Linked DNA regions of Homo sapiens: region 1 is linked to region 2. A link is an interaction called in ENCODE POLR2A ChIA-PET data of the cell type or tissue named here. Cell type or tissue: PC-9. All regions are shown on one strand. Links, peaks and the distances in the headings refer to the core of each region. The heading gives the core; the rest is flanking DNA. Region 1 overlaps CFAP57 (cilia and flagella associated protein 57). Region 2 holds the start of TMEM125 (transmembrane protein 125).

Evidence for each region. ChIA-PET counts read pairs that join two places held together with the same protein. Peaks named below come from ENCODE experiments on the same cell type or tissue, not always from the same donor. Only the 100,000 strongest peaks of a DNase experiment are listed, where the experiment ranks them.
Region 1: POLR2A ChIA-PET joins it to region 2 with 11 read pairs; 2 of 35 experiments call an interaction of 5 or more read pairs at or near these places.

The regions. Positions count from the first base shown.
Region 1 is chr1:43,198,062-43,213,703 of GRCh38, forward strand. It overlaps CFAP57 (cilia and flagella associated protein 57), which reads left to right. Exons shown (of 23, transcript NM_001378189.1): 8 at 420-585; 9 at 1,329-1,442; 10 at 8,659-8,871; 11 at 11,682-11,855. LOC105378685 (a long non-coding RNA gene) reads right to left here. Exons shown (of 5, transcript XR_007066041.1): 3 at 13,389-13,506; 4 at 8,285-8,331. Among named protein-coding and RNA genes, the nearest start is that of CFAP57, 34 kb to the left of the region's middle. RefSeq lists an enhancer at 8,132-9,331. In PC-9, for the core only: no CTCF peak of the experiment used is centred there; DNase peaks (open chromatin) are centred at 7,790, 8,990 and 9,420; H3K4me3 peaks cover 1,679 bases; H3K27ac peaks cover 4,197 bases.
Region 2 is chr1:43,261,969-43,277,610 of GRCh38, forward strand. It overlaps TMEM125 (transmembrane protein 125), which reads left to right and starts at 8,015. Exons shown (of 4, transcript NM_144626.3): 1 at 8,015-8,117; 2 at 8,713-8,825; 3 at 10,216-10,371; 4 at 10,610-12,034. The coding sequence starts at 10,755. The coding sequence ends at 11,414. RefSeq lists an enhancer at 7,646-8,149. In PC-9, for the core only: no CTCF peak of the experiment used is centred there; DNase peaks (open chromatin) are centred at 5,393 and 8,643; H3K4me3 peaks cover 1,973 bases; H3K27ac peaks cover 1,634 bases.

The sequences.
Region 1 (15,642 bases), core at 5,149-13,148, 63 kb before region 2:
CCCAGGACATCACTATCTCAACCACCCCCAACTCCCTCCTGACTTTACCTTCCAGCACAGCTTCCCTGGGAAGCTCCAACCCTAGGTGGACCCCCACCCCCTACTGTTTTCTTTGTTCTTATGTACAACTTCTGGGGCTTCTGGGGAAAAAATACTTGGACAATACTCATGAATTTTGGAATATAAACAGAGCTATGTCTTCAGCATCGCTAGACCACACCTTGACCAGTCTCCCTATCTACCATGCTCCACGCTGGACATTATCCCCTAATAACCAAGATCTAGAAAAGAGAGGAACCAACAATTGCAAACAGTAGTGTGTCTCAAATACGATGATAACAATATATATCAGATACAGTAGATGACTGGAAGGATTTAGTGAGCTAAGCTTACAATTCAGTAATTGATCTTTTTCACAGCACCCTGGAACTATTTAAGGAATACCAAGAAGAGGCATATTCCATCAGCCTTCATCCATCTGGACACTTCATTGTAGTAGGGTTTGCTGACAAACTACGCCTCATGAATCTACTCATTGATGATATACGTTCTTTCAAAGAATACTCTGTTAGAGGATGCGGAGAGGTAAAAAAAAAACTGCTGAAGACAAAAGTCCAGTTTCTTAGAAAGCCACGGCTGAAATATCAGGAACTAACATGATCTGGGGAGGTGGGACCAAAATCTGTCTTGGAGAACTACAGTGGCTTAAAAAAAGGGGGAAGGAGGAAATCCAGTTATTTTCCCAGCAACCTTATTGAGTATATGGTTCCATCCCCATATTCTTATGTCCACCAGACTATTTCATTGAACCTAAAACCTTGTGAGATCCCCGCTATGATAAGTCCTGTCTGTAATTGTGGAATATTAACAAATATTTTAAAAGAAAAGTAATCTCAGAATCAGAGTCACAGCTAAGAAGGTGAGGTTGGAGACGGAGGAGCCAGGGAAAAATAAGCATCAATGGTGAGAGGTAATAAAGAGCGCATCAGCTTTCCCTGAGGTGTCTTGCAGAAACAAGGCAATGATTTCAGGAATTACTTCCCCGGCTCTGAAACATGCTTCTACAGGCAAAATGATTGCTTGTGGTCCCAACGGCTTAATGATTTGTGGGCCTGACAGTGTCAGCATCTGGCCACTATGAGTTACAGGAATAATGAAAGTGTCTGAAAATGTCAGCCACTCCTCAGTCTCATTTGCACCTTCCCCCCACTCCCACCCTCACACGTAGTTTCAGTCTGAACTCGTTGGGAAAAGCACCTCTTGACTGTAACCTCTAATTAGACTGCTCACTTCCTGCTTGCTTGCTCTCTTGCTGTCTTTCCCTATAGTGTTCCTTTAGCAATGGAGGTCACCTGTTTGCTGCAGTCAATGGAAATGTGATTCACGTTTACACCACCACGAGCCTAGAGAACATCTCAAGCCTGAAAGGACACACAGGGAAGGTAAGTGAGTGAACAGTCTCTGGGGAAACAAGGGGCACGGAGCCAAGTATGCCGCCAGCCAGTGGGATACAGGTGAACAAAAGAGAGATGGTTCCTTTCCTCATGGGTTCACTGTCTACTTGGGGAAAGAGACAATAAAACAAATGCACAGACAAATGTAGTTACTAATTGCAGTTCCACTGAAAGAAAAACATGGTGTTGTTGTGAGAGAAATAATGAAGGGGGCGGCATAATTTAGGTGGCTGTATTTGCAAAGGCTTGGTCCTATAAGAGTGAGTAGGAGTTAATCAGACACAACTGGTGGGGATAATCACTGCAGATAGGGATCCAAAGGCCAGAGATGGGAGACTCATAGGGTGTCAGAGAACGTGAAAGTCTGTGGGCCTGGAATGTGGTGCCAGGATAAACCGTGGGGTAAAGATGGGCTGAGATTGGAGAGGTCACAAGGGCCCAAATGCATGGAAACTTGTAGGCCTTGTAAGGATTTATCCTTCTTATTTCTTGAAATCATGGAAGACTTTCAGGGCAGAGAATATGACCGGATTTGCATTTTGAAGGATTACTTTGGCAGCAGAGTGAAGACTATTGAAGGGGGCGAGGGTAGAAATGGTGAGGAGGCTATTGTGGATATCTACACCATAGATAATAGTGGTGGTGATACAGTTAGGGAGAAGTGGATGGATTCAAATGATTTTAGAAAGTAAAGTCGTGGTGGCTTATGCCTATAATCTAAGCACTTTGGGAAGCTGATGTAGGAGGATCGCTTGCACTCAGGAGTTCGAGACTAGCCTGGGCAACATAAGGAGACCCTGTTTCTACAAAAAGTAAAAAATATTAGCCAGGTGTGGTGGCACACACCTGTGGTCCCAGTTACTTGGGAGGCTGCGGTGGGAGGATCACTTGGGCCCAGGAGGTCAAGGCTGCAATAAGCCATGATCACACCACTGCACTCCAGCCTGGGTGACAAGAGTAAGACCCTGTCTGAAAAAAAAAAAGAAAGAAAGAAAGAAAGAAAAGCAAAAGAAAAAAAGAAAGTAAAATCACTAGGTCCTAGAGTAGTAGATTAGATGTGAGGCATGATTAAGAGGGAGAGGCATAGAAAGGGTAAGAAGTCAGCAGATGAATTTGGAGATAAGAGGCCATTGGAAAAGAGAGGCATTCTAGGCAGAAGGACTTGTTGGAGATGATGAAATGGAGGTATGAAATAGGACAGTGCTCATTGGTTCATATGGCTGGAACACTGGACACATTTGAGCAATGATAGAGGGAGTAGGAAAGGTTGGCTGCATCGCAGAAGGTAGTGTATGCCATGCCAAGGAATTGGACTTTAGTCTCTAGGTGACGAGAAACAACGGAAAGGATTTAAGCAAGAAAGTAATGGGATCAGAAAGGTAACTCTCTGAACAGTATTGAGGAAGGATTAGAGTGGAAGGAAATTGGAGTGATGGAGAGCAGTTAGGATGTGAAGGTGAAAGCTGGGTTAGGAACTAAACCATGACTTTAGTAGCGGAGGCAGAGAGAAGAAAGAGATGAAGTTCCATTTTGGCCATGTGATATTTGACGTGCCCAGAAGTGTGATGTATGTGTGTGGAGGTCAGGAGAGAAGTCAGGGCTGAGTATGAAGATTCGGGGAATTAGAAAGTAGAGGAAGTCAGAGGCATAGATTAGATCACCAAGGGCCTATGTAGAATCTGAGAAGAATATTGGACAGCAGAGGGAAGACCAACATTTAAGAGACTGGTGAAAGAAGAGGAGCCGATGAAAGACTGAAAATAAAGATACAAAGAGAACTTGGAATCAGATAATTATCTCAAAGAAGCCAAGGAACTAAACAATTTCTGAAAGGTTGAAGTGGTCAGTGGTACTAGATGTCAGAGGGAGGTCATGTAAAGTCCAAAACTGACCGTTGACTTTAGCAAATAACAGATCATTGGAAGGAAAAGTAAAAATGTGTGGAAAGTGAAAGTGCTATGTAAACACAAGCATTTTTGTTTGTTTTTGAGACGGAGTCTCACTCTGTCACCCAGGCTGGAGTGCAGAGGCGTGATCTCGGCTCACTGCAACCTCCACCTCCTGAGTTCAAGCGATTCTCCTGCCTCAGCCTCCCAAGTAACACAAACTCTTTTTTTGAGACAGAGTTTCGCTTTCGTTGCCCAGGCTGGAGTGCAATGGCACAATCTCAGCTCACCGCAACCTCCGCCTCCCAGGTTCAAGCGATTCTCCTGCCTCAGCCTCCTGAGTAGCTGGGATTACAGGCATGTACCACCACACCCGGGTAATTTTGTATTTTTAATAGAGACGGGGTTTCTCCATGTTGGTCAGGCTGGTCTTGAACTACTGACCTCAGGTGATCCACCCACCTCGGCCTCCCAAAGTCCTGGGATTACAGGCGTGAGCCACCGCGCCTGGCCCACGGACATTATTAATGAGAGCTGCTGAGCCTCCTCAGCTTCAGCAATATAATTAGTCTTCAAGTGACTGTGGAGATGCGGATGAAAGTACAGAAAGTGATTCTGATGCCCAAGCTCACCAGTCCAGGAAAACAGCCATTTGTTTCATCACTTTACAAGTACTTAAAACACTGGTCTCTAATTAGGGATATATGTTAGAATGACATGTGTAACATTTTTTACAAATACAGATACAGGATGCAGCTAAAGCTATGCATACAGGGAAATGTATAACCTTAAATACATATACTGTGTTAGAAATGAAAAAAGATACATAAGCATCCATCTCAAGAAGTTAGAAAAAGAACAGCAAATTAAATTCAAATAAAAGGCAGGAAATAAAGATAAGAGCAGAAGTTAATAAAATAGAAAACAGACAAAAGATCATCAAAGCCAAAATTTGATTCTTTGAAAACACGAAATAGACAAACCCTTGGCATGACTGATGAAGAAAAAATTAAGAGTGTGGAGATACCAACAACCAATATGAGGATTAAAAAGGGGATATCACTAAAGGTCCTATAGACATTAAAAAGATCTGAAAGGGGTCCGGGCGCAGTCACTCACGCCTGTAATCTCAGTACTTCGGGAGGCTGAGGCAGGCGGATCCCTTGAGATCGGGAGTTCGAGACCAGCCTGGCCAACATGGTGAAACTTCATCTCTACTAAAACTACAAAAATCAGCCGGGTGTGGTGGCACACACCTGTAATCCCAGCTACTCAGGAGGCTGAGACAGGAGGATCGCTTGAACCTCGGAGGCGGAGGTTGCAGTGAGCCGAGATTATGCCACTGCACTCTACCTTGGGTAACAGAGTGAGACCCTACCTCAAAAAAAAAACAAAATGAAAAAAAAATTGAAAGGATATTATGAACTTTATGCAAATAAATTTTAATATATAGATGAAACTGACAAATTCCTATAAAAATTGAATCTGTAGGCTGGGCGCAGTGGCTCACACCTGTAATCCCAGCACTTTGGGAGGCTGAGGTGGGCGGATCACGAGGTCAGGAGATGGAGATCATCCTGGATAACACGGTGAAACTCCGTCTCTACTAAAAATACAAAATATTAGCCGAGCATGGTGGTGGGCACCTGTAGTCCCAGCTACTCGGGAGGCTGAGGCAGGAGAATGGCATGAACCTGGGGGATGGAGGTTGCAGTGAGCCGAGATCATGCCAGTGCAGTCTAGCCTGGGCAGCAGAGTGAGACTCTGCCTCAAAACAAAACAAAACAAAACAAAACAAGAAGAATCTGTAACTTAAAACCTTTCTACAAAGAAAACTCTAGGCCCAGATCTTATCACTGGGGAATTTTATCAACATTTAAGGAAAAAAAAATAACACTATCACTAATCTTGAAAAAAACTCTTCTAGAGAATTGGAAAAAGAAGGAATACTTTCCAGTTATGTTCTATGAGGCCAAAATAATTGTGATACCAAAATCTGTCAAAGACACCACAAGAAAAAAAAATAAGCTAGTCTTTTTCATGAGCACAGATAGAAATATATATTTATATATATATTTTAGACGGAGTCTTGCTGTGTCACCAGGCTGGAGTGCAGTGGCACCATCTCGGCTCACTGCAACCTCTGCCTCCTGGGTTCAAACGATTCTCCTGCCTCAGCCTCCTGAGTAGCTGAGATTACAGGTGTGCGCCACCATGCCCAGCTAATTTTTGTATTTTTAGTAGAGACAGGGTTTCACCATTTTGGCCAGGATGGTCTCGATCTCTTCACCTCATGATCCACCTGCCTTGGCCTCCCAAAGTGCTGGGATTACAGGTGTGAGCCACCGTGGCCGGCCAGCTTTCAAGATTTTCTTATCTTTGGCTTTCAACATTTTGTTTTTGATGTGTCTGGATCTAGATTTCTTTGCATTTATCCTACTTGGAGTTTATTGTACTTCTTGGATGTGTAGGTTAATGTTTTTCAACAAATTTGAGATTTTTCAGCATTATTTATTTGAATATTTGTTGTTTTTCTCTCTTCTCCTAGTGCTCTCATTACAGTACCATACGTGGGTGCATTTAATGGATGCCCACATTTCTCTGAAACTCTGTTAATGTTAATTTTTCTTGATTAGTGTTTCTCTCTGTTCTTCCAATTGCACAATCTCTATTGAGCTATTTCAAGTTTGCCAGCTCAAATCTACTGTTGAGCCTTCCAGTGAATTTTTCGTTTTGGTTATTGTACTTTTCAACTCCAGAATTTCCATTTGATTTTTGAACTAATTTCTGTTTTCTTATTATATTCTTTATTTGATGAGGCTTGTCATCCTACCTTCCTTTAATTATTTAAGCGTAGTTTCCTTTAGTTAATTGAACTTATTTGTATTAGCTACTTTGAAGTCTTTGTCCGCAAAATCTACCATCTGGGCCCCTTCAAAGGCAATTTCTATTGCCTGAATGCTTTCTTTCTTTCTTTTTCTTATTGGTTACACTCTTTTTGTTTGTTTGTTTGTTTGTTTATGTTTCAATTTTTTGTTGGCTGAATATTTTAGACAATATATTGTAGCAGTTCTGAATATGTGTCCCCCCAGGGCATTGTTGTTGGTTGGTTGGCTGATTATCTGTTTCGTGACTTGGCTGAGCTAATTCTGTAAAGTCTGTTTCCCCTGTAGTGAGCAGTGTCTCATATCACTACTCAGATCTATTTTTCATCTTTTCTTTTAGCCTGGCTACCTAGGGTTGCCCATGAGTTGCCTAAGCTGCTTATTAGTTACAGATGGTGCATAAACCCCCTTAGACAATTAGGTTTTTACCTTTTACTACCAGATTTATGTGTGGCTTGGAAAATGCTATCACAGTTCAGAGAGTGATGGCTTTTGCATCATGTTCAGCCAGAGACTGGTAGTTTGGATGACCCCTTTCTGATTGTTCATAAGAGGGTACAGCCTTGGGCATGCACAGAGTCTTCCAGGCTGCGAGGGATGAATATGATTTCATTTTTAAGCCTGGCTTCCTAGGAGATGCCCCTGGGTCGGGAGAGCTTAATGTTCCGCATTTGGTAGACTGTTGTGTTTGGTAGGCCCGTTGTGCCAGTGAGACTCTGCCCTATGTTAACGGGTCTTTGTGTAGCTTAGGAGATGCTTTCAAGTTTTCCTCATATCCCACTCTGACTGCACCTGAATCAGTACAGTCTAACACATACACAAGACCTTCCAGCCTCTAGAGTTGTCTGTTATCCCTGAAGGACTCTTCTTCTCTGTCCCTTTCCCTTGTTCTATCAAAATTCCACTCCTCTATATCATTTTGCTTACATCCTGGAGTTATCAGCCTCCTCTTAATCACTTTCCACCAAGATCTCCACTGTTTTAGACAATGCCCATAGGCATGGACTTTTCCATGTTCTATTCCAAATAAAGTCAGCCCCCTCAAGCAGAGCTGTAGAGCTCCCTGTCTTAGCACCTGACTTTCCCACAGACAGAACCTTTGCTCCACTGCACCAGAGCTGGGGCGGGGACCTGCTTTTCCAGGAGTAACATCCTCACTTCTGTGAGTGACACTTGAGGTGTGTGCGTGTGTGTGCACATGCGTGTGTATGTGTGTGTGCACGTATGTAAGCCCCTGGTCTTTTTGGCTTGCCCTTCATGGCTTGGAACTTTCACTCTATAAGCAAACTGGGTCAGGAATCATTAGGGCACAGTTATTCTCAGTATGCTGAGCTTAGAGTGGAGTTTCTTCCAACAAGTGACAATGGGCCGAGGGGAAGAGAGTCTGAGCCCTCTTGGCCACACCTGCTTGGAATAGAGCTTCTGCAACATGGGGCTGGGGTAAGAATAAGAAATCCCAGCAGTTTCCCTTTCCAGACCGAAACCATAGCCCAAGATCAGGAGCTATGGGGAGAGGGAGTCGCTTATCTTGGCCACATCTGCCCAGAGTGCACAGCAGTGAAGTTTCTGGAGCTGAGGCCGTAACAGAGCGAGTCATGGCTTAAATGCAGCAGACTCTGTTCTTACTGGGATTGAGTAGATTTTCTTGAATAAATGTTTTTCCATTTGCTGTATTCCCTGAGGACAATTTCCAGAGACATTTTATTTATTTTATTTTAGACAGGGTCTCACTCTGTCACTGAGGCCAGAGGGCAGAGGTACACTCATAGCTCACTGCAGCCTCAGCCTCCCCAGTTCAAACCATCTTCCTGCCTCAGGCACATGCCACCATGCCCAGCTTATTATTTTTATTTTTATAAAGACAGGGTTTCACTATGTTACCCAGGCTATTCTCAAACTGCTGGGCTCAAGTGATCCTTCCACCTCAGCCTCCCAAAGTGTTGGGACTACAGATGTGATCCACTGCACCCAGCCTTCTAAAGACTTTAAATGATTATTTTTTATCATATTTACCAGTTAACCTACATTGTCAGAGAGAAGGTCAAGTTGAGGTTCTTACCGTGCCATTCCAGAAGTCCACTCTCTCTGTGCTATTTTTGCAAGTTTCTGTGAATACATAATTATTTCAAAAATGTTTTGAAAAAACAGCAATAATTGGTTGGTTCTAGCCTTAAGAAACCTGTAGGATTCAGTCTTTACGTTCATAAAGTGAAAAAGAAATGAGAGTGTTTCATCTTCAGTAATTTGCAAGCGTCATAGAAAACAGAATGTGAACGTTCACAAGAAGCTATGTTTTGTGCTAACAGAAGGGCCTACAGCAGGAAAGGACGTTCTGCTCAGTCTAGTGGAGCACCTAAGGAGTTTGCACCCTTTTCTGTGTTAGGGTGTAAGTGTGTGTACACTCTTCACTGGATATGTCTTCCTCTCCTGCAGATTCGCTCAATTGTGTGGAATGCAGATGATAGCAAACTGATTTCTGGTGGCACAGATGGTGCTGTGTATGAATGGAATCTGTCCACAGGAAAGAGAGAGACAGAATGCGTGCTCAAGTCTTGCAGCTACAACTGTGTTACTGTCTCCCCCGATGCCAAAATTATCTTTGCTGTTGGATCAGACCACACCCTCAAGGAGATTGCAGATTCCTTGGTGAGTCTGCCCCTGCCCCGCCTCTGGGCTGGTGCACGGATCTGCAGGGACAGCTTCCCGTGCTTACAGCACAAAGTATGCACGGAATGAGGGCCTCTGCATACAGGGCCCCTTCTTCCCAAGATAACATCAGGCTCCTCATTCCTTTTAGATTAGCTCAGTTATCGTCACTTCCTGAATTTCCTGCCTAGTTTCCTTCCTGACTGGGTGAAATTGTAAATTGCGGGGCTCTTTTTCATTTCCCTTTTACTTGCTGTCTGTAACTTCTCTCCCACCTTCCAGGCATGGAGGTCATGTCATCTCTAAACTGTACTCTTACCCTTGGTCTGCACTTACATTCCTGGGGTAAAAACCTAACTACGGTATGCACTGAGTAACACCAATGATGGACCACATGGACTGTAAGATTGTAATGCCATAAGATTATAATGCCAAATGTTCACTGTACCTTTTCTGTTTAGATACACAGATATTTTCCATTGCGTCACAGTTGCCTACAGTATTCAGCATAGTCACATGCTGTTCAGGTTTGTAGCCTCGGAGCAGTAGGCTCTACCACATAGCCTAGGTGTATAGTAGGCTGTCGCAGCTAGGTTTGTGTAAATACACTCCGTGATGTTTGCGTGACAAAATAGCCTAACCATGTATCCCATATCAAGCGATGCATGACTGTGCAGTGAGCTGCTCTCACCTAGGCTTGCCACTGTATTCTTTTGAAATCCCCAAACTCTGAAACCGTACAGTTACATTGGGCTCCAAATAGTGAAGGGAAAAGAGAGGAGCTCAGCAAGGATGCATCATACAAACATGGGCTGTGCGCTCCTCCAGCTGGTTCCTCCCACTTTTCCTGTGACTGGTGCCTGGGAAAGTGCGTAGATACCACGGCAGCAAGCTAGCCCAAGGCAGATCTCCCGTGGCTGGAACACAGCTGACAGTATGGTGACTCTCCTGTGTACCCCCGAGTAGCCTGGTCCTAATTCAATGGCAGCTATCAGTGCTGTGCCAGAATAAAGCCCCTTTAGGGCAGGGCCATCTTTTGCTCCTCTTGGCAGCCCTACTAGCTGGCACATTGTGTGGTGCACAGCATTCAATAAATGTGTGTGTAGGCATGAAAAAATGCTCATCATCACTGGCCATCAGAGAAATGCAAATCAAAACCACAGTGAGGTACCATCTCACACCAGTTAGAATGGCAATCATTAAAAAGTCAGGAAACAACAGGTGCTGGAGAGGATGTGGAGAAATAGGAATAATTTTACACTGTTGGTGGGACTGTAAACTAGTTCAACCATTGTGGAAGACAGTGTGGTGATTCCTCAAGGATCTAGAACTAGAAATACCATTTGACCCAGCCATCCCATTACTGAGTATATACCCAAAGGATTATAAATTATGCTGCTATAAAGACACATGCACACGTATGTTTATTGTGGCACTATTCACAATAGCAAAGACTTGGAACCAACCCAAATCAATGATAGACTGGATTAAGAAAATGTGGCGCATATACACCATGGAATACTATGCAGCCATAAAAAAGGATGAGTTCATGTCCTTTGTAGGGACGTGGATGAAGCTGGAAACCATCATTCTCAGCAAACTATCGCAAGGACAGAAAACGAAACACCGCATATTCTCACTCATAGGTGGGCATTGAACAATGAGAGCACTTGGACACAGGGTGGGGAACACCACACAACGGGGCCTGTCGTGGGATGGGGGGAACAGGGAGGGATAGCATTAGGAGATATATCTAATGTAAATGACGAGTTAATGGGTGCAGCACACCAACATGGCACATGTATACATATGTAACAAACCTGCACGTTGTGCACATGTACCCTAGAACTTAAAGTATAACAATAATAATAATAAAAGAAAAAAAAAATATGTGTGTAGGTGGGTGGGTGAATGAGTGCATGAATGAGTGAGGGAATGAAGGGGCGCTCTGATAGTACAGTAGTCCCACCTTACCCACAGTTTCAGTTACCTGTGGTCAACCAAGGTCCAAAAACAGGTGAGTACCATACTGTGAGTAAGATATTTTGAGAGAGAGAAATCACATTCACACAGCTTTTATACAGTATTCTTATAACCGTTCTATTTTATTATTAGGTATTATTTATCTCTTACTGGACCTAATTTATAAATTAAACCATATCATAGTTATGTACGTATAGGAGAAAACCATAGTATATATAGGGTTCAGTACTATCTGTGGTTTCAGGCACCACTGGGGATCTTGGAACATATCCCTCAAGGATAAGGGGAGACTAATGTATGGTTTTGCTTATGTAATGAGCATTAATAAATGCTTGCTGAATGCATTTATGAGCAATAGCCCATTCTCATTTTGAAATGCACCCATGCATAGCAGTCAAAGCAGAGACTGGAGCCCACCCAGGTACATGAGTTGAAGCAAATGCCTTTCACACAGATGGTCCGTCATCCATAGACTAGGGATAACAGTAACTGCCTCAGAGGGTTTCGTGAGGATTGAATGAGTTGCAACATGGAGAAGGCACAGAACAGTGCTTGGCACATAGTAAGTGCTATATGAATATCTCTCTCTATTAGTATTATTCCTAACTCATGAACCTGGTTATTTACCAGCAACACAACAAGGAATATCTAGTTTGCGCCTTTTTTTGTGCTAGGCACTATACCGGATGCCAAAAGGGGATAGAAAAAGCATTTTTTAAAGACAAGCCCCTAGGGATCTGTTAGAGCAGAGGGCGAGAGAGTATGGCACTGGGACGTGGGGGCCACAGCTCGACCCCTCACACTGAGCAGAGCTGCCTGTGTCTCAGATCCTTCGAGAGATATCGGCGTTTGATGTCACCTACACCGCCATTGTCATCTCGCATTCTGGACGCATGATGTTTGTGGGCACCTCGGTGGGAACCATTCGTGCCATGAAGTACCCTCTGCCTCTGCAGAAGGAATTCAATGAGTACCAGGCCCATGCCGGTCCTATCACCAAGGTGAGCAGGGCCCTCTCCCCAGGAACCCAGTCCCACACCTGCCTGCTACGTGCCTTGTTCATCCCTTCAACCTCCCAATGTCTTTTCTCTCTCCTTCTTCTCTCTTATTTATTCATCCATCATTCATTGAATCACCATCTATTGACTATGAATATACTCTTTGTTTAAACTACTTCCAGGAATTTAGCCTAGGAAATCATCAGAGATACACCTAAAAATGTATGTACAACGTTTTCACCATAATATTATGCATAATAAGGGGCCGTTTGGTGGATGCCGTAGCTGCCGTGAGTGTGGGCTGCACTTGACCACAGCTGCCTCCTCCTCCAGAGAATGCCCCAGACTGAAAGGAGCCATAGCCCTGAAGATTGGCCCCTACCTCTCCCTGAGGGTACAAAAGGCCACCCCAGGGGCAATACCATGAGTACACATTTGTAAATTGTCCTTCCATTCACCCTTCTCATAAAGTAGTATCTATGTTCAACAGTCAAAATGTGGAAGCAACCAAGCATCCATCGACAGACGAATGCATAAGCAAAAGATGGTATATCTATACAATGGAACAATACCCTGCCTAAAAAGGAAGGGAATTCTGCAATGTGCTACCACATGGATGAACCTTGAGGATGTTATGCTAAATTAAATAAGGCCAACCACAAAAAGATAAGTACAGTGTGATTCCACTTTTAGGAGATACTTGGAGCAGTCAGAATCACAAAGACAGAGTGGTGGTTGGCAGGGGCTGCAGGAAGGGGGAATGAGGAATGATTGTTTCATAGGTATAGAGTTTTGGTTTTACAAGACAAAAGGATTATGGGGGTAGTTGGTGGCAATGGCTGCACAACATTACAAATGTATTTAATAACATGAACTGTACACTTGAAAATGGTTAAGATAGCAAATTTTACAGAATATGTATTTTACGACAATTTTAAAAATGAAATAAAAAAGAATTATCTTGCACGCGAAATGGTTGCCAAGAAATCATAGCCAATAGTAAATTAAAAGTTATTCATAGTGCAAAAAAAAAAAAAGTAATGTCTATACCTACACTGGACCCCCCAAAAAACAGGCACTGGGAAGGTATGTGTCTCTTCTTCCTTACTCTCTCTTTCTGCAGATTGAATGACACAGCACCTGAGGTTTTGAGTTATATCCCAAACTCCTTAGTGGCTTACCTGCAACACTAGCTGTATTAAGAAAAGGTTTCTCATTATAAAACAGAACATTTCTGTACCAAGCCTGGGCCTTGGGTCCAAAGTAAATTACTACAACATATTCCACCTCTTCCCTTCAGATCTGCTAAGTTTTGTGGATAACATATTTATTTTTCTGATTATAGAAGCAATGCATATTTATTTTAAAAATAAAAATCCTTGCCAGGCGCAGTGGCTCACGCCTGTAATCCTAGCACTTTGGAAGCCCAAGGCGGGCAGATCATGAGGTCAGGAGATAGAGACCATCCTGGCTAACACGGTGAAACCCTGTCTCTACTAAAAATACAAAAAATTAGCCGGGCGTGGTGGCACGTACCTGTAGTCCCAGCTACTCGGGAGACTGAGGCAGGAGAATCGCTTGAACCTGGGAGGCGGAGGTTTCAGTGAGCCGAGATCGCACCACTACACTCCAGCCTGGGCAACAGAGCAAGATTCTGTCTCCAAAAAAAAAAAAAAAAATCCTCATAATGGTATCATCATTTCTTTGATGCATTTCCTTCTACATTTCCATGTGTGTGTGTTTTAAATAAAATTAAGATCATACTGTGAGGCCAGTCTCGTGGCCTGCTAGTTTTTAACTTCACACTACTGTAAGCGTTTGTCCATACAATTAAATATTCCTCAGAAGCATGATTTTAGTAGCTACACAAATATCCTATCCTATGATGGACTGTAACTTACTATTCTCTTGCAATTAGGCATTTAAATTATCTTATGATCTATAGTGAACAGCCCAGTTTACAAATTTATATGTGCATCTCTGATTCTCTCCTAAGACTAAATTCCTAGAGAGAGAATTCCTGAATTCAAGAGTATTGCTATTCTCAAGATTCTTGACACATACTGCTGATTGTGAGAAGACATTTTTCACAGTTAATCCTTTTGTTTTAACTTTTTATCTTGAAATACTTATAGGTTTAGAGGAAATTTTAAAGATGGCACAGAGTTCCCGTGTATCCCTCAATCAGTTTCCCCCAGTAATTACATCTTCTAGAACTGTAGCAAAATATCAAACCAGAAAATTGACATGGTCCACAGTGTATGTAGTTCTGAATTATTTCTCACATGTACAGTCTGTGTAACCACCACTACAATCACACTATAGAACCGTTCCATCCCCACAAAGATCTCCATCTGCCCTTCAGAGTCCTACCACTCCTCCCGACTATCATCCCGAATCCCTGCCTACCACTAATTTGTTCTTATTTCCATAACTTTTGTCATTTTGAGAACTGTATATGGAATTATACTGTATGTGGCCTTCTGAAAATGGCTTTTTTATTGATACGTAGTATTTGTACATATTATGAAGTACCTGTGATGTTTTGTTACAGTCATAGAGCATGTAATGATCAGGTCAGGATATTTAGGGTTTCCATCCATCTCGCGTATTTATGATTTCTGTGTGTTGGGAGCATTTCAAGTCCTGTCTTCTAGCAATTTAAAAATATACAATATATTGTTGTTAACTATAGTCACCTTACTCTGCTATCAAACATTAGAACTTATTTCTTCTTTGACCTGGCACGTGGGTCATGCCTGTGATCCCAACACTTTGGGAGGCTGAGGCAGCCAGATCACTTGAGGTCAGGAGTTTGAGACCAGCCTGGCCAACATGATGAAACCCCCGTCTCTACTAAAAATACAAAAATTAGCCAGGCATGGTGGTGCACGCCTGTAATCCCAGCTACTCGAGAGGCTGAGGCAGGAGAATTGCTTGAACCTGAGAAGCAGAGATTTCAGTGAGCTGGGAGATCGTGCCACTGCACTCTTAGCCTGGGCAACATAGCAGACTCTATCTCAAAAAAAAAAAAAAAGAAAGAAAGAAAGAAAAGAAAACTGATTTCTTCTATCTAATGTTTGTATCTGTTAGCCAATCTCTCTTTAGCACCCCACCAACCCATACACTCTTCCCTAGTATCTATCATGCCACTCTCTACTTCCATGAGGTCAACTTTTTTTTCTTTTTTTTGAGATAGAGTCTCACTCTGTCGCCCAGGCTTGAGTGCAATGGCATGATCTCCGCTCACTGCAACCACCGCCTCCTGGGTTCAAGCGATTCTTCCACCTCAGCCTCCCAAGTAGCTGGGATTACAGGCACATGCCATCATGCCCGACTAGGGTCAACATTTTTTAGCTCTCACATATGAATGAGAACACACAATATTTGTTTTTCTGTACCTGACATATTTCACTTAACTTCACGACCTCCAGTTCCATCCATGTTGCTGCAAAAACATGATTTCATTCATTTTTTACGGCCAAATAGTATTCCAGTGGGTATATATACCACATTTTCTTTATTCATTCATCCACTGATGGACACTTAGGTTGATTCCATATCTTTACTATTGGTGGTACAATAAATATGGGGGGGGCGGTGGAGCGCAGGTATCCTTTCAATCTGCTGATTTCCTTTCCTTTAGAAAAGTATCCAGTAATGAGATTGCAGGATTGTATGGTAGTTCTATTTTTAGTTTTTTTGAGAAGTCTACATACTGTTTTCCATAGTGGTTGTACTAATTTACCTTCCCACCAACAGTGTATAAGAGTTCTCTCTTCTCCACATT
Region 2 (15,642 bases), core at 4,318-12,317:
TTCAGCTATTTTAAAAGCACATCATCACACTTCCAAGACTGGTTTCCAGACACAGTACTGACAACTGATTAGGTAACTTTTACTGCCAAAATCTTCAAACCAGTGCAACACTTGCACATATTTTGTTTTCAAGTTACACACATGAAGGTCAATCAGTGATAAACTACTTGAGATAAAAACAAAATCACTAGAAAATATCACCTTTTTTTTATTACTACTTAATCCAAGTGAATGTCACTTTAAATTCATTTGAGAGAAATTCTAATCAATATAATTTTCTTAAGGACAAGGCCAATCTTTCCTGAACATTAAAACTTTGTATCCATATCACAGTTTTTCTTCATTAAAGGAAATGATCTGAAATCAACCCAAACTATTGATTCAGTTGACTCACCCTGGAAACAAACACCATGCAAACAGTTCCACTCTTATCCACCTCTCCAAACAACAAAATATATAATGTACTATTTCTGTTCAGAACTTAAAAAAATAAGTCTTTTGTTTTTTAGCTCTAGATCATCAGAGGCAAGCAAAACCAACCAAATTCCAAATGGCTGGTGTGCTCCATCAATTCCTGCAGGCCCAACAAAGGTAGCCTAGGAATTCCAGATAAACAGAATAAATGATGACTTCCTAGAAATGCACAGAAAACAAAATAACTATTCACAGAACAAAGTAAAAGCCTTCCACTAGAAACTAAAAACCATACATTGTTTTATATATATATACATACACAAGCAAAACGCAAAGCAGAACAAACAGCAAACAAATGAAAATTAGAAGCAAAAACAAACAGGAAACCAACCCCAACCTTTCCTCAACTTAGTCTACCCTGGAGGCTACCATGCTATCCAGAGCCCAAAAAAAAAAACACGTGATGAATATTTTATTCCTCATACACAATTCAGTATCCTTAAGTCCACCAATATCACCATACATCCTGTGAAATCAAGAAATTCACTCTAGGCACATGACCAGTAAGTACTCTAGCACCAGCACTATTCATGCAAAACAGCAAACCTAGTGTGAAGCAATGCAGGCAGGTATGTGAGATTTGGTGCAACACTAAATCTGGCTTCATACTTAACTGTATTAAAAAAGAATTGCCAAACTGCTAATGTATTTCTGTGCAATATTTATTATTTTACCTTCATCAAGATGAAGAGCTTTAACTATGAAAATGTTAAGTACTATGAAAATGTTAAGTATCCAAATTTCTCCAATTCTCTACCAGGTTTTAAAGAACATTTTATTATCTAAATTTCTTCAACTTATTTTTATTATTTTTTTTTTTTTTGAGAGAGAGAGTCTCGCTCTTGTCACCCAGGCTGGAGTGCAATGGTGCAATCTCAGCTCGCTGCAACCTCCACCTCCCGGGTTCAAGCAATTCTCCTGCCTCAGCCTCCTGAGTAGCTGGGATTACAGGCACTCACCACCACGCCTGGCTAATTTTTGTATTTTTAGTAGAGACAGGGTTTCACCATGCTGGCCAGGCTGGTCTCAAACTCCTAACCTCAGGTGATCCACCCATGTCAGCCTCCCAAAGAGCTGGGATTAGAGGCATGAGCCACTGCACCCAGCCAAAACTTTTTCAACTTTCTATTTTTCTCTGCATGTGCAGAGAAACAAGAAAAACTACATACAACTTACACAGACTATGCACTACATGCCTGGGCTTTCCATCCAGTCCCAGATTTTTTTCTTCTTGTTTTTACTTTAAATAACCAGTCATTTTACTCCAACACAAAAAATTCACCACACAAGATCCTTTCTCATACAAAATTATTATCTTTTCTTTACAATCTTCTTTGCCAAAAATACATCTTCATATCCATGACTTTATTCACACCTCTCTCCCTTACTTACTGGTTCCTTACTACTTTGTTTCATAAATAATCATTTTCAAGTCCATAATTTGAATTAACTTTACTTTTAGATAACTTCTGAATTAGACATAATTATTCTTTTTCTCACTAAATAGCACATTTGTGGCACATTTTATAGACATAATTATATATTAACTATAATTCTTATCCTTGGTAACCTTAAATTTTAGTGAAACCCTAAGAAGCAATAAATCCTGAACTATCAGATATGAGCATTTTATAGCTGAGAACCATTCCACAATTTCTAGAAACATATTTCCCCATATCATAACCCTTTCTTAACTGAAAATGACCCAGATGTCAATGAGCATCAAAAATAATTTTAAGATTTAAAATTACACAAAAAGTTTACCTAAAACATTTATCCCATTTACATGTATTCAATTCTTTCATTTTTAACAGTTTATCTAGATTACTTCTGAAAACAGTTATTAAACACCATCATTTAAAGTTGGTTATTTCCTTGTTAACCAGTTTTTTTCTTTTTTCTTTTTCTTCCTTTTTTTTTTTTTTTTTTTTTTTGTTTGTTTGAGATGGAGTCTCACCCTGTCACCCAGGCTGGAGTGCAGTGGTGCAGTCTCAACTCACTGCAACCTCTGCCTCCTGGGTTCAAGCAATTCTCCTGCCTCAGCCTCCCAAGTAGCTGGGATTACAGACATGCACCAGCGCACCCAGCTAATTTGTATTTTTAGTAGAGATGGGATTTCACCACATTGGCCAGGCTGGTCTCAAACTCCTGACCTCAAGTGATCTGCCTGCTTCAGCCTCCCAAAGTGCTGGGATTACAGGCATGAGCCACCACACCCAGCCTAACCAGTTTTTTCATAGCCAGTGAACTTCAGGTGCTCACTTAAGAGCCTCCAAGTTAAGGGCCGGGCACGGTGGCTCACGCCTGTAATCCCAGCACTTTGGGAGTCCAAGGCGGGTGGATCACGAGATCAGGAAATCGAGACCATCCTGGATAACACAGTGAAACTCCATCTCTACTAAAAATACAAAAAATTAGCCGAGTGTGGTGGTGGGCGCCTGTGATCCCAGCTACTCGGGAGGCTGAGGCAGGAGAATGGTGTGAACCCGGGAGGCAGAGCTTGCAGTGAGCCGAGATCACGCCACTGCACTCCAGCCTGGGCGACAGAGCGAGACTCTGTCTCAAAAAAAAAAAAAAAAAAGCCTCCAAGTTAAAAACATAGGTATTTTAACTAATAACTCAGAAATTCAGCTGTTTTCATTAAACCAACAACATTCATTAGTCTTACTTATCAAAAAATTTGCACAAAGATCATTTGGTTTGGGCTGGGTTTATAGTTTTATAACCTTCTATGCCAAACTCTGACGCCTCAAACTATGTAACAGAGACAAATATAAAATCCAGACAGAAATGTATGCTGACAATTCTGAAGACATTTATATTTTCATTTTACCAATAATTTTAAAACCAGTGTGTTTAGTAAAGATTTACTTAAGTCATGTGAACTTGAAAATTGCTTAGACTTATTTGCTTAATTTATGAGTGCTCTTATAAGCCAACACAACATATAACAGTAAGTGTACATACAAATAAACACATCTAGGTATGTAGACACATACACAAGCGAAAATTCAATAGCTTATACCTTGGAACTTTACCCATGCCATAGCAATACAAACTCACCGGCTTTACATGGTTACACTTTGTTTGCCCTGATAGGTAATCCAACAAAGGCTATGAGCCAAAATTTTGGGTAAAGCAGTTTTCATGGCAGTTTGATTTTTAAGGGCCAAACCTCCCCAGACTCCAAAGAACACTGGGGCTAAACAGCACCAAAGGAAAACATTACATATTAACTAGGCCCGACTCTGCTTAAAACAGCAGAACAAAAGCCTGGATACATGCAACTCCATCCCACGTTCCCATTCAACAGCAAACTCCAGATTCCAAACAATTTTGGGGCCAAAGAGTATTGCAAAAGATTACCAAATTAAATTCTAATTCCTCATGCCTATATCAAATACACACAATCACCAGAACACTATCCAACTACTGCAGCAACAGACAAGCCCTTAGTGTCCAAACTGAAAAGTCAGGGTGCTTCCTCTCTCTTCTGTGTTTGGGCTTGATCAACCAGCAAATGGGAATTCCTTAAGGAATTTCCCAAATTGAGAGGAGCTGACCCCGCCATCTGCTACCCAAAAAAGACGCTCACTTGCCGGGACATAACACACAAGTACAAACAAGTCCCCAAGAGTGTCCATCCTGAAACAGTCATGGTGCTTCCCTCTCGGTCAGTTGGGCTTGTTCCGTCTACAAATGGAAATTCCTTTAAAAATTTCCCAGATTGAGAGGAGCAGATCCTGCTGTCTGGACCCACAAAGGACACTCACCTATCTAGGTGCCTAGCTTGAGTCGGAGGCTCTGTCTAATCAACTATAGCTGCAGTGGTGGGTCAGAAAACATAATCTGGTCGTTGGGATTCTTCCTTGCAGTGAGGATGGTCATGGTGAATGGGACCAATACTCCAAAAGATGTCTATCTCAGGGAACTGTCACTCACTGAGAAGGGAGTGGGTGCCTGGAGGCATTGGAAGCCTGTAGGTGCTATGCCTTATGCCCATTGTTCCCTGAGACTGTCCTCAGGACGGAAAGAACAGTGCCTCTCCACTTAACACTATATCTCCAGCACCCCCACAACACCTGGTCCACAGGAGGGATACGATCAGTGGATGCTGAATGGATTCATTCTTTTTTTTTTTTTTTTTTTTAAGACGTAGTCTTGCTCTGTTGCCCAGGCTGGAGTGCAGTGGCTCGATCTCAGCTTACTGCAACCTCCACCTCCTGGGTTCAAGCGATTATCCCGTCTCAACCGCCTGAGTAGCTGGGATTACAGGCATGTGCCACCACACCTGGCAAATTTTTTATATTTTTATTAGAGATGAGGTTTCACCATGTTGTCCGGGCTGGTCTTGAACTCCTGACCTCAAGTGATCTGCCCACCTCAGCCTCCCAAAGTGCTGGGATTATAGCTGTGAGCCACCGTGCCCGGCCTAATTATATTATTTAATCCCCTTACAACTATATAAACTAAGTTCTGTCATCCCCATCTTACAAATGAAAGAGACTGAGACACAAGGAGGTTAAGCAATTTTTCTCCGGTTACACAGCTAGAGCTGGGGCTTGAACCTTCAAGATCAATCTAGCTCCAAATCCAGTGTTCTTTCCACCATTTATTCATTCAACAAACATTTATTGAGCACCTACTCTATGCCAGTCCTATTCCAGGAGGTAGGGATAGGACAGTAAACACACACAAATCTTTCCTTCATAAAGCTTACAATCTAGGAGACAACATTTCAGATTGATAAGACAGATATATAGCATGTCAGAGTGATAGTGCTGAGGAGAAACATAAGGAAATAAAACACAAGGGCAGGGGATAGGAAGTACTGGGAGGTTGCAATTTGAGATGAGGTGGCCAACAAGTCTCCCTGAGAAGATGCCATTTGAGAACATTCCTGAAGGAGGGAGGGAGGGAGGGAGCCATGTGGGTCAGAAGCATTCCAGGCAGATGGAGCTGCTGGTGCAGAGGCTCTGAGGCAATAGGAATGAAGCCAGAGAGGGCCTTATGGCGGTGGGAGGACTCTGTTCCTCTGAGGAAGGCGGGCTGCTGGAGGGACTCTGCACCTCCTAACTGAATCACTCGGGCCACTGGGTTGAGAACAGCCTGTGGTGGGAACATGGCAGAAGCTGGGAGACAGCCCCACAGCCTCTGTGTTCTCCCCACAGTACTCCCATTCACCACCTTCTTGTGGATCTGCGGGTGGTTCGTCCGCACCTTCCGCTTTGTGCCCACGGCCACCTCCTCCTCCTGACCTTCACCGTCACCAATCTGAATTACCCCAACAACCTCTGCTTTGGGGACAGAGTTCAACAGCCCTGTGAAGAGCCTGCCTTTCCACTTGACTCCAAGTTACTTGATAAGACCCAGAACTAGAATAGAGACTTGCCCAATCAATGTTTAAACCAACGAAGCTTTTAGGTGTTGTTTCTCCCATCCAAAAATTTCCCTTCAAACCCCTAAGGGAAGGGGTAAAGGAAGGAAAATTTCATGGGTCCCCTGCTGCAGCTCTGCCTGGGACAGCTGGCCCATGGGTCTGGCTGGGACTGGACCTGGGGACCAGGGTGGGTAAATAAATGTCAGATGTGTGCAAGAGGAATCTGCAGCCAGCAAGCCCTGTTGGGCCCCTGGCTCCCCTGCTCCTCTGAGTCAAGCCCCTTTATTATAAAGGGGATACCTTTATAATGCTTTGCAAATTGGCAGGATGAACACCTGCAATGCCACACCACTGTCTCCCCACCCCACTCCGCCCAACCATCCTCCTGATCCAGACTGCACTGACCTTTTTCTGAGGGAAAGGACATCTAAAGCCATGCCATCCAGTAAGGACACAGCCACATGACAGATGTGGTGCCTGGGCATTTGCAGTGTGGCTGGGATAAATGAGATGCTCTGTAAGTATAAAATAATACCTACCAAATTTTCAAGACTTTTGGTTCACGCCTGTAATCTCAGCACTTTGGGAAGCCAAGGCAGGAGGATCGCTTGAACCCAGGAGTTTGAGAACAGCCTGGACAACATAGCGAGACCCCCATCTCTATTTTTAAAAATAAAAATAAAATACCCTGTACAAAATAAAACTGTAAAATAGCTCATCAATAACATATATAAAAATGTGTTTTGGAATTAAAATGTATTAATTTAAATGTATTAATCTCATGGGTTTCTTTTTCATTTTTGAATGCAGCTATTAGAAAAGTTTATATATGTAGCTCACGCTATATTTCTTTTTTCTTCCCCGTGCCCCAGCCCCCGCCCGCAGACGGAGCCTTGCTCTGTCACCCAGGTTGGAGTGCGATGGCACAATCTCGCCTCACTGAACCTCTGCCTCCCAAGTTCAAGCAATTTTCCTGCCTCAGCCTCCTGAGTAGCTGGGATTACAGGGGCCTGCCACCATGCCTGGCTAATTTTTGTATTTTTAGTAGAGACGAGGTTTCACCACGTTGGCCAGGCTGCTCTTGAACTCCTGACCTCGTGATCCGCCCACCTCAGCCTCCCAAAGTGCTGGGATTACAGGCGTGAGGCACCATGCCCGGCGGCTCAGGCTATATTTCTAGCGGACAGGGCTGTTCTAGAATTATGACTGGCCTCCAGTCATCTCCGCAGAACAAAGCAAAGAGATGCGAAAGCAGGTCGAGCACCATTATTTTGTGAACTGATAATAACAAGATAAGGGTGATCTTGTTTTTCTTTTCTAGTTCATACACATCAGGAGGAGAAAGCAAGAGACATCACAGGGGCTGATCCAGGAGATGAGGGACAGCCTACAACAGCTCCAGCCAGCCTGCCCTTCACCAGTCCGGAGGGTGGTGTGTGTGTGGTGCCAGATTTGCCTATTAGAAGCTCCCACCATGTCCCTATTAAACTTTAGAACCCTCCATGGGCCCCTTACACAGCCCAAGTGCCTCACTATGGGCCTTCAAGACCCTGAACAGCCTGAGCCAAACTTGTCTTTCCAGCTTCCTCTCACATGCTTCCTGCTCAAAACCCCCACAGCTGTCAGTTCATGCTATCATTTAGTCTGCTAATCAATCATTCAACAAATATGTATTGATTACGTCCTACATACTAGCTACTGAGGTCATGATGATTAGCAAAAGAGGCACTGTCCGTCTGCTTGCTGGGGACCACACATCTAGCAGGGAATGACAGGTAAATACATAATAGGCAATTAAGCATATTGCAGTAAGAGTAGTTGTTGGGGAAGCACAGGGGCCATGGGTGCACCAAAGAGGCACCTCTAAACCAGCCTGCAAGTCAGGGAAGGCTTCCTGGAGGAGGTGGCATCTCAGTTGAAGAATGCAAGTTGCCCAGACTGAGGCTGGGGAGTGGCAAATATCCCAGGCAAGGGAGAACTCTTGAGTTCAAAAACTGGAAGGGCAGAGAGGAGGGCAGGGTGCCAGTGGCAAATGACTGGCCTGGTGTATATGGCAGGGGCTTTATGAGCCTTGTGAAGGAGTGTGGCATTTCTTCTGAAGTGTTTATTCTGGGAGTTCCTGTCTCCTGCCTGAAAGGCCTTCACCCCTCCTCCCTGTTCACTCAAATCCTGCTTCCCCAGTAGGATCCAGTCTGTGGGGCTCATTTGAGGGAGAATGAGCACGGGGCTTTTGGAGGCTGCAGCCTAGGGCCAAGGGATGGAGGTACTGGGGCTGTGTTTGGGGGTCCGCTGATGTTGGAATTTGGGGCTAAAGCTGGGTTTGAGGTTGGCGTTGGGTTTGGGGGCTGGATTCAGGAACAGGAGTCGAGGTTCGGGCTGAGCGTGAGGTTGGGATCTAGGACCTTAGTCCAGAATTTGAGTTGGAGTTAGGAGTTGGGGGCTGAGGTTTCTAGCCAGATTAGGGGTTGGATTTGGAGTTGGGACTGGAATTGAATTTGGAAATGGGGCTGGGGGTTGGGGCTGAGATGTGACGCAGGAGCTGGGGCAGGGGTGGAAGCTGGGAGTTCTAGCTAGGGTTTGCAGCTGCAGCTAGAGTTAGGGGTTGGTTTTGAAGCTGGAGCTAAAGCTAAATCGGGGTCGGAGCTGTGGAATGGGTTGGCGCCCAGGCTCTGGGGCAGATAGACGACATTCCTCCTGCTGCCCAGGTCTGCGAATTGTGTTCCGAGCCCTAACTGCAGCGGACAGAAGCCCCTCCCTTCACAGGAATGCCTCAGCCCAGCAGAAGGAGCAGTGCCACGTCAGCCAATCGGCTCAGGCCCTGCCCTGGAAACGACACCTGTTCATCCTCCTCCCGGCAGGCTCACCTGAGTGCAGGTTAGGCAGGTGAAGTGTCTCCCCGGAAACCAAGCTAGAGTGCCCCACCTGCTCGGCCCTGCCTTCTCGGATCGGATCCAGCACATCCAGGCTTCTCGTGAGTTCCCCCATTGTCCCCCAACGCCCCACCGCCCCCATGTTCTCCCACTCGCTTCTCCCCTGAGAACCTCCACCCCGCCCCCAGCCTGACACCCGTTGTCTCAGCACACCTGTGCAAGCATTTTCAGACCAACGAAGTCACAGCCCAGGGGAATGCTGGGACTGACTCCACGGCCACGCCCACCTCCCCCACTTCCTTGAGAGCATCGGCACCAGCCCCCGCCCACCTCGGGGGTAGGGGTCAGCCTCTGCAGAGGAGTCTCCGGGAGGACAGATACCTCGTCAGGATGTAACCTGTGCACGGCCACATAGTAATATTCCCAGAATGACCCAGGACCTACGTCTTCTGCCCTGTCCTGCCTTGGAGGGGTAACATCGTTTTCATGTATTCAAAAAGCACGCTTTGAGCATCTATGCAGGCTCTAGGCCCCACTGGAATTCTGAAACGAAGATGTCAGGTGACTCATCCCCACCCCTCAAGATAAATGTTATTGTCTTCACTTTTCAGACAAGGAGACTGAGGCTCTAAGAGACGAACCATTCAGGCTTCCTGGCCCCTCCCCCAGACCCCTCTCCTGGGCTCTGCAGGGCTCTGGGCTGACTAACCCACACCCACACTTAGCACAGGCACTGGCCTGCTTGCTTCTGTCTCTGTCTTCTGCTGCAGACTGGGGCTCCTTGAAGGCAGGGACCTCATGTGCTTTATTTTTGCCCAATGTGAGACATGCTTTCCTCTGGAGGACAGGTTAAATCAGCAGCCACTGTTAGGTGCCTGGCCATGTTCCTACCGGTGGGAAGGACTGGAGCTGGGGTTCAAATCCAGAGCCCTCCTTTTTCCTTTGCTCCACTTTAGAGAAATCGTGGAGGAGGATGGCATGGGGGAATGGCGAGTGTGGAGAAGAGCAAGGGGAGCAGAAAGACCAGTGAGGAGGTGGAGGCGGGAGCCAAGGATACGAGAGCAGGGAACTGGCTAGAGAAATGTTTAGAGGTGGAGCCCCAGGGACAGGACGTGGATTAGATACAGCAGAGGGAGGAGGAGCTGGCTGAGAGGGCAGTGATGCCATGCCTGAAGTGAGGAACGCAGAAGGAACAGGTTGGAGTAAGACAACGAGCTTGGGTTGGGACCTGTTGCATCACAGGGACATCAAGGTGACAATTGACTCAGGACGGAGATGTAGGTTGGAGAGAGGAATTTGGGAACTGGCAGCTTATATTACCAAACTCATGGCTGTGAGATTGGATGGGATGTTAGGGGAGGGAGGGTGTTAGGGGTCTGGTCCTAACCCACAGAGAAGGAGGAGACACAGCCCTAAAAGAGAAGTGTCAAGGTCAGTCAGGCTTCTGGTTCCAGAAGGGTTAAGTCATAAGCGCCCCCTCCATCCCCACAGCTCCTCCCGAGGAACCAGTGGTGACAGCTGAGGCCATGTGAGTAGGATCCTGAATGAGGCTTTATCTCTGGCTGTTCGTCCCATCGTCCACCGTGGCACCAGCTCCCTCAGCCAGCCGGGATGGGACCAGCGACTGAGAGAGCCAGAGGCAGAGAGGTCAGGGCCTGGGTGAGGGGATTCCCTGGAGGGTTTTAGGGGGTACCCTATGGGCAGGGTACTCCCCTGGGGTCATTGGAGAGCCATTCCCAAGGGACAGTACTGCAGAGGGGGCTATCCCAGGGGAGATTCGGGGGAACACTGGGGTGGATTCTCAGGGATCATCCCCAAGGCTCCCAGGTGGGACCGTGGGGGACAGGTGGGCTGGGAAGGTAAGACTGTGATCCTTCCCCTACAGGTGAGGGTGACCATATCCTGGACTGTGAGAGGAATGGGACTCTGGGCCTGTAGCTGCCAAGCAGGTGGCAGGTGCTCCAGGCTGTGATCTGAACCCTCTGACCCCTGACATTGACCTCCTACCCTGACCCCTGCCTGACCAAGCCATGTCTGAACAGGAGGCTCAAGCCCCAGGGGGCCGGGGGCTGCCCCCGGACATGCTGGCAGAGCAGGTGGAGCTGTGGTGGTCCCAGCAGCCGCGGCGCTCGGCGCTCTGCTTCGTCGTGGCCGTGGGCCTCGTGGCAGGCTGTGGCGCGGGCGGCGTGGCACTGCTGTCAACCACCAGCAGCCGCTCAGGTGAATGGCGGCTAGCAACGGGCACTGTGCTCTGTTTGCTGGCTCTGCTGGTTCTGGTGAAACAGCTGATGAGCTCGGCTGTGCAGGACATGAACTGCATCCGCCAGGCCCACCATGTGGCCCTGCTGCGCAGTGGTGGAGGGGCCGACGCCCTCGTGGTGCTGCTCAGTGGCCTCGTGCTGCTGGTCACCGGCCTGACCCTGGCCGGGCTGGCCGCCGCCCCTGCCCCTGCTCGGCCGCTGGCCGCCATGCTGTCTGTGGGCATTGCTCTGGCTGCCTTGGGCTCGCTTTTGCTGCTGGGCCTGCTGCTGTATCAAGTGGGTGTGAGCGGACACTGCCCCTCCATCTGTATGGCCACTCCCTCCACCCACAGTGGCCATGGCGGCCATGGCAGCATCTTCAGCATCTCAGGACAGTTGTCTGCTGGCCGGCGTCACGAGACCACATCCAGCATTGCCAGCCTCATCTGACGGAGCCAGAGCCGTCCTTCTTCTCACAGCGGCCTCAGCGTCCCCAGAGCCGAGCCAGGGTGTGAGTGCATGTGAACGTTGAGTACACATGAGTGCGTGTATGCCCCCAGGCTGGGTCAGCTCTTCTGTGGATTGCATGGCGTGTGATTAAAAGCCCATGTGTTCCCACACATCCACATCATGGGAAGGTTAATGTGTGCCTCCTTGGAACTGGGTGTTGGTGTCCATGGAACTTCCTCTCTGTATCTCAGGTCAGTAGGCGCAGAAACGCCTCATGATGAAGATTCTTGAGCCCCATTTCCAAGACCCCTCACATCCAATCCTGTCCTGTAACATCCATCAAGGATTTCCATAGGGGTGACTGGTGCCCACCCAAGACTGCACCAGTGCCTGCTCATTGAGGAGAGTAACTGCTGGCCAGGCAGAAAGAATATGGGCTCTGCAATGAGACAGACCTGGAGGGGACTCTCCCGTTGAGCACTAGCAGCTGGAGGAGTTGGGAGTTCATGGCTATCATGGTTGTGTTAATCGATTGTGGGGATGAAATGTCATTGTGTATGGAAGGCGGGGCTCATGGCTGATTGGCAATAAAATGGCGGCTGCCGTTGTCATTGTCTCCATCTCAGGATCTCACCTCAGAGACCCTTCCTCCCCTACCCCAAGCCCCGCCCCATCCAAAGCAAACTCCTCACTCCTATCTCAGCCTCATAAACCGTGCCTTGAGGGTCTCCTCAGTCAGGCCTGTGGTTTCTCCTCTTAGGTAGGGAGAGGACGGAGTGGATGCCAGCCTTGGGAAGGTGGTCGGTTTCCAGTCCCAGGGAGAGGTGAGGGACCTGAGTCCTTCGCATTTGCTCACATGCTAGTTCAATATGAGGCCTTAAGTGTTTGGTGTTATCAGCTGGTTTCTCTGGCAACTGCACCTCCCTTCGGTTGTGCCTCTTCAGCGGATTCCCTGAGGGTGGTTGGGAGGCTACATCTCCCTGCCCCACCTCTGAAACCAGAACATCCCACGTCTGGGCAGTGGCTGCACCAGCTGGCCTGCTCTAGGTTCCTGGGCATGGGAGAGGTGTTTCAAATCCCCTAGGGTGGTGAGAGTCACTTCCTGCTTGGAGTCAGCCCTGGGAGGATCTCCCCTCTGTAGCATGCAGTGCCATTTCCTGGCTGATGGTGAGCCACGGGAAGCAGCACTCAAGTGTTTCATCACTTCCTGCTTCTCGAGGTGCAGACTGCATGAAGCCCGTGGAAGATGCCCAGAAAAGCAGGGAAATGAGACCTGTCTCCAAAGAAACGTTACAGTAGAACTACAGAGGCTCTGACAACAAAAAGTTGGCTTTCAGCAGAAAAGGTCAAGGATGTCTCCTGGAGAAAACACGGGGCTGACAGATGAGGGGAAGAGTGTTGCCAGTGGAGGGAGGGAACAGCGTGAACAGACCTGGGAGAGAAAGACAAGGCGTGTCCCAGAACGCCAAGGACAACAGAAATGGCTCCCCTGGGTGCTCCAAGGGTGCCTCATACCCACCATATTCAAAACTGACCCTGCTCCTCTCATCTTGAATGAGCTCCTCTCTCTCACCCGGAGGTGCCACGCTCAGGGGGCATCTAGAGTAGAGACTCGGTGCAATGCTAGTTGGCACCGTCACTGTCTCCTCACCCAAGTCCACTGACAAATCACCAACTCCTCTGGTTTCCCTCACACAGATTTGTCTGACAATCCATATCTTCATGCTCACTGCCCAGAAGGGACCCTCTTCATTCCTGCCTGAGTGGCACATCGGCCTCCTCCTCTCTCCCTGCTTCTGCTCTTTTCTCTTCATTCCCCTTCCCCCTGCCATGCACACACACATCCCTTGAGCCAGAGTGATCATCCTAAAGCTAAAACGAAAATCTGCCTCAGAGCCTGTCTGTGGCTGCCCATACCTCAGCCTTCCCAAGTGCTGGGATTATAGGCGTGAGCCACCACACCCAGCCGACATAGAGTAGGTTCTTTATTGGATGGATGAAGGACTCCGGCATGGCCAGATGGCAATGAGTGTGCAAGGAGCAAGGAGAGACCCACCTATAGCTGGGAGGGGATAGGGAAGGTAGGCCACTGCCCCTGTTGGCCCTGAATCTGTCCCTCCCAAAGCCCCCTGCTCTCTACCTCAGTTCTCACTCTTCCTGAGTTCCCAAGGGCAATCTATCACTATGACCCACTCCTGGCCTGATATGGGACTACAGAATGTCCTGCTTTCCTGTAATATGGGGAGAAATACCCTTTCCTTTCATCTGAGACAGGGTTAGACTCTTTTGCAATTCTCACATTATTTCTTTTCTTTTGAGATCAAGTCTCACTCTGTCACCCAGGCTGGAGTGCAGTGGCGTGATCTCTGCTCACTGCAACCTCTGCCTCGCAGGTTCAAGCGATTCTCATGCCTCACCCTCTCGAGTAGCTGGGACTACAGGCGCATGCCATCTTGCCCGGCTATTTACAATATTTCTTTTAAGAAACTAAAGAAAAAACAGAAGCCCAGAGGCTTAGAAAATGGGGAAAGAGAGGGTTACCTGGCATAAGCATCTGACTGAGCAGCTGCCGTGGGTGAGTGGGTGAGCACCAGGCTCTCCTGGGAAGGACGGGAGATGGAGACTAGGGCTCATGGCCCCAGGGCACTGATCCCATAGGGTAATGGACACCCAACTGTAACAGGAGACAGGTGATGGTACCAGCTAGGTAAAGCACGGGCAGGGAAGAAATGTGTCTACCTCCTCAATCACTGAAGTAGGCTTCCCACAACCTCTTGCCTGCAGCCTGCTCAAATCATTTCACTGAATACTTTCTTTGCCTCCATTGCAACCAGAAGCCCACTGGCATCTCCGTTCTCCCTCTGTAAAGCTGCTGCCTCCTGACTTCACTGCCCCCTCCTGCCCACCCCCTTACCATCTAGTTAAGGTTCTGTGGCCATCATTTCACCTGCTCTTTGAGGGACTTGTCAAGTCCTTAGCCCTCTGCCCTTGGGTCCCACCCTCCCAGCCAAACCCCCTCCATAGACAAATCCATCCATCTGCCTTGGATGCGCCCGCCCCACTGTGAGTGGCCATTAGAGAAATCTGTACAGCCAGACAGCCTGCTGTCACTGCGAACTCCTCTATCAAGTTCTCAGCTGAGGCCAGGCACGGTGGCTCACGCCTGTAATCCCCGCACTTTTGGAAGCTGAGGCGGGTGGATTGCTTGAGCCCAGGAGCTCAAGACCAGCCTGGGTAACATGGCAAAAACCCCGTCTCTACCAAAAATACAAAAAAGAAGTTCTCAGCTGAATCTGCACTGCGGCTCCTCAGTGACACTGCCTTTTCCTGGTTGGCTCCTGCTCCTACCGTGACTCTGAAGTTCTCTCCACCCTCTTCACCACCCCCAACCCCCACATCCTCCCACCCCAAACACCACTCTCAGCAAAAGACAGCCTCCTCTCTTCATGAGAAGGCGAGAGCCCGTGACAGGAGCCCCTCACCACGGCCCCCACCAAATCTATCCTCACTTACTCCTACTTGTCCAATGGCCTTGGCAGCCCAGCAGAGGAATTTGGACTTTGTCCTCAGGACACTGGAAAACATGGAAAGACTTTCGCCAGGGGAGTAGGGTACTGTGGCCAGAATAGGATTTGGGACTTGCTGGCTGCGGTGTGGAGCCAGGGATTGGCCTTAGAAGAAAAAGAATGAGAAGAAATGGCCAAACAGCCCGTCTCGGCTGGCCACTGAGGGACGAGAAGAAGTTGGCCCAGCTAGAGAGGTTAGGAAGAGTATCCCAGAAAGAAGGAATAGCACAAAGAAGGGTCCAGACCTGGAAATCTAAACTGGCATTGGATGAAGGAAAAATCCAAAACAAGGGCTGATGGAGAGACAGCACAGCCTTGTCTGGACCTAGAGGCTCCCATCGGTGGCAGTGAGGTGGAGAGAGGAGCTTGACACATGTCCCTCCTGGGTTTAACATTCAAACTCTAGGTTCTCAGCCATGTCCCTTCATATCTGAGACTGGAAGAATATGCTCTAGAAACTGCCAAATCTGGTCCAGTCCAGGTGGTCCTCACATCACATCCAGTCACATCTCACAGGAGACCTTGGGCCTCTGGACACTCAGGTCTCAGACCTTGGAGGAGCTTCCTCCAGGCCCCAAGGGACCTGCACATGCCCCGTCATACTCAGCTCATGCAGGAGCACAAGGACAGGGGCTGCCTTCCTGCCTTTTGCAGGGGACCTG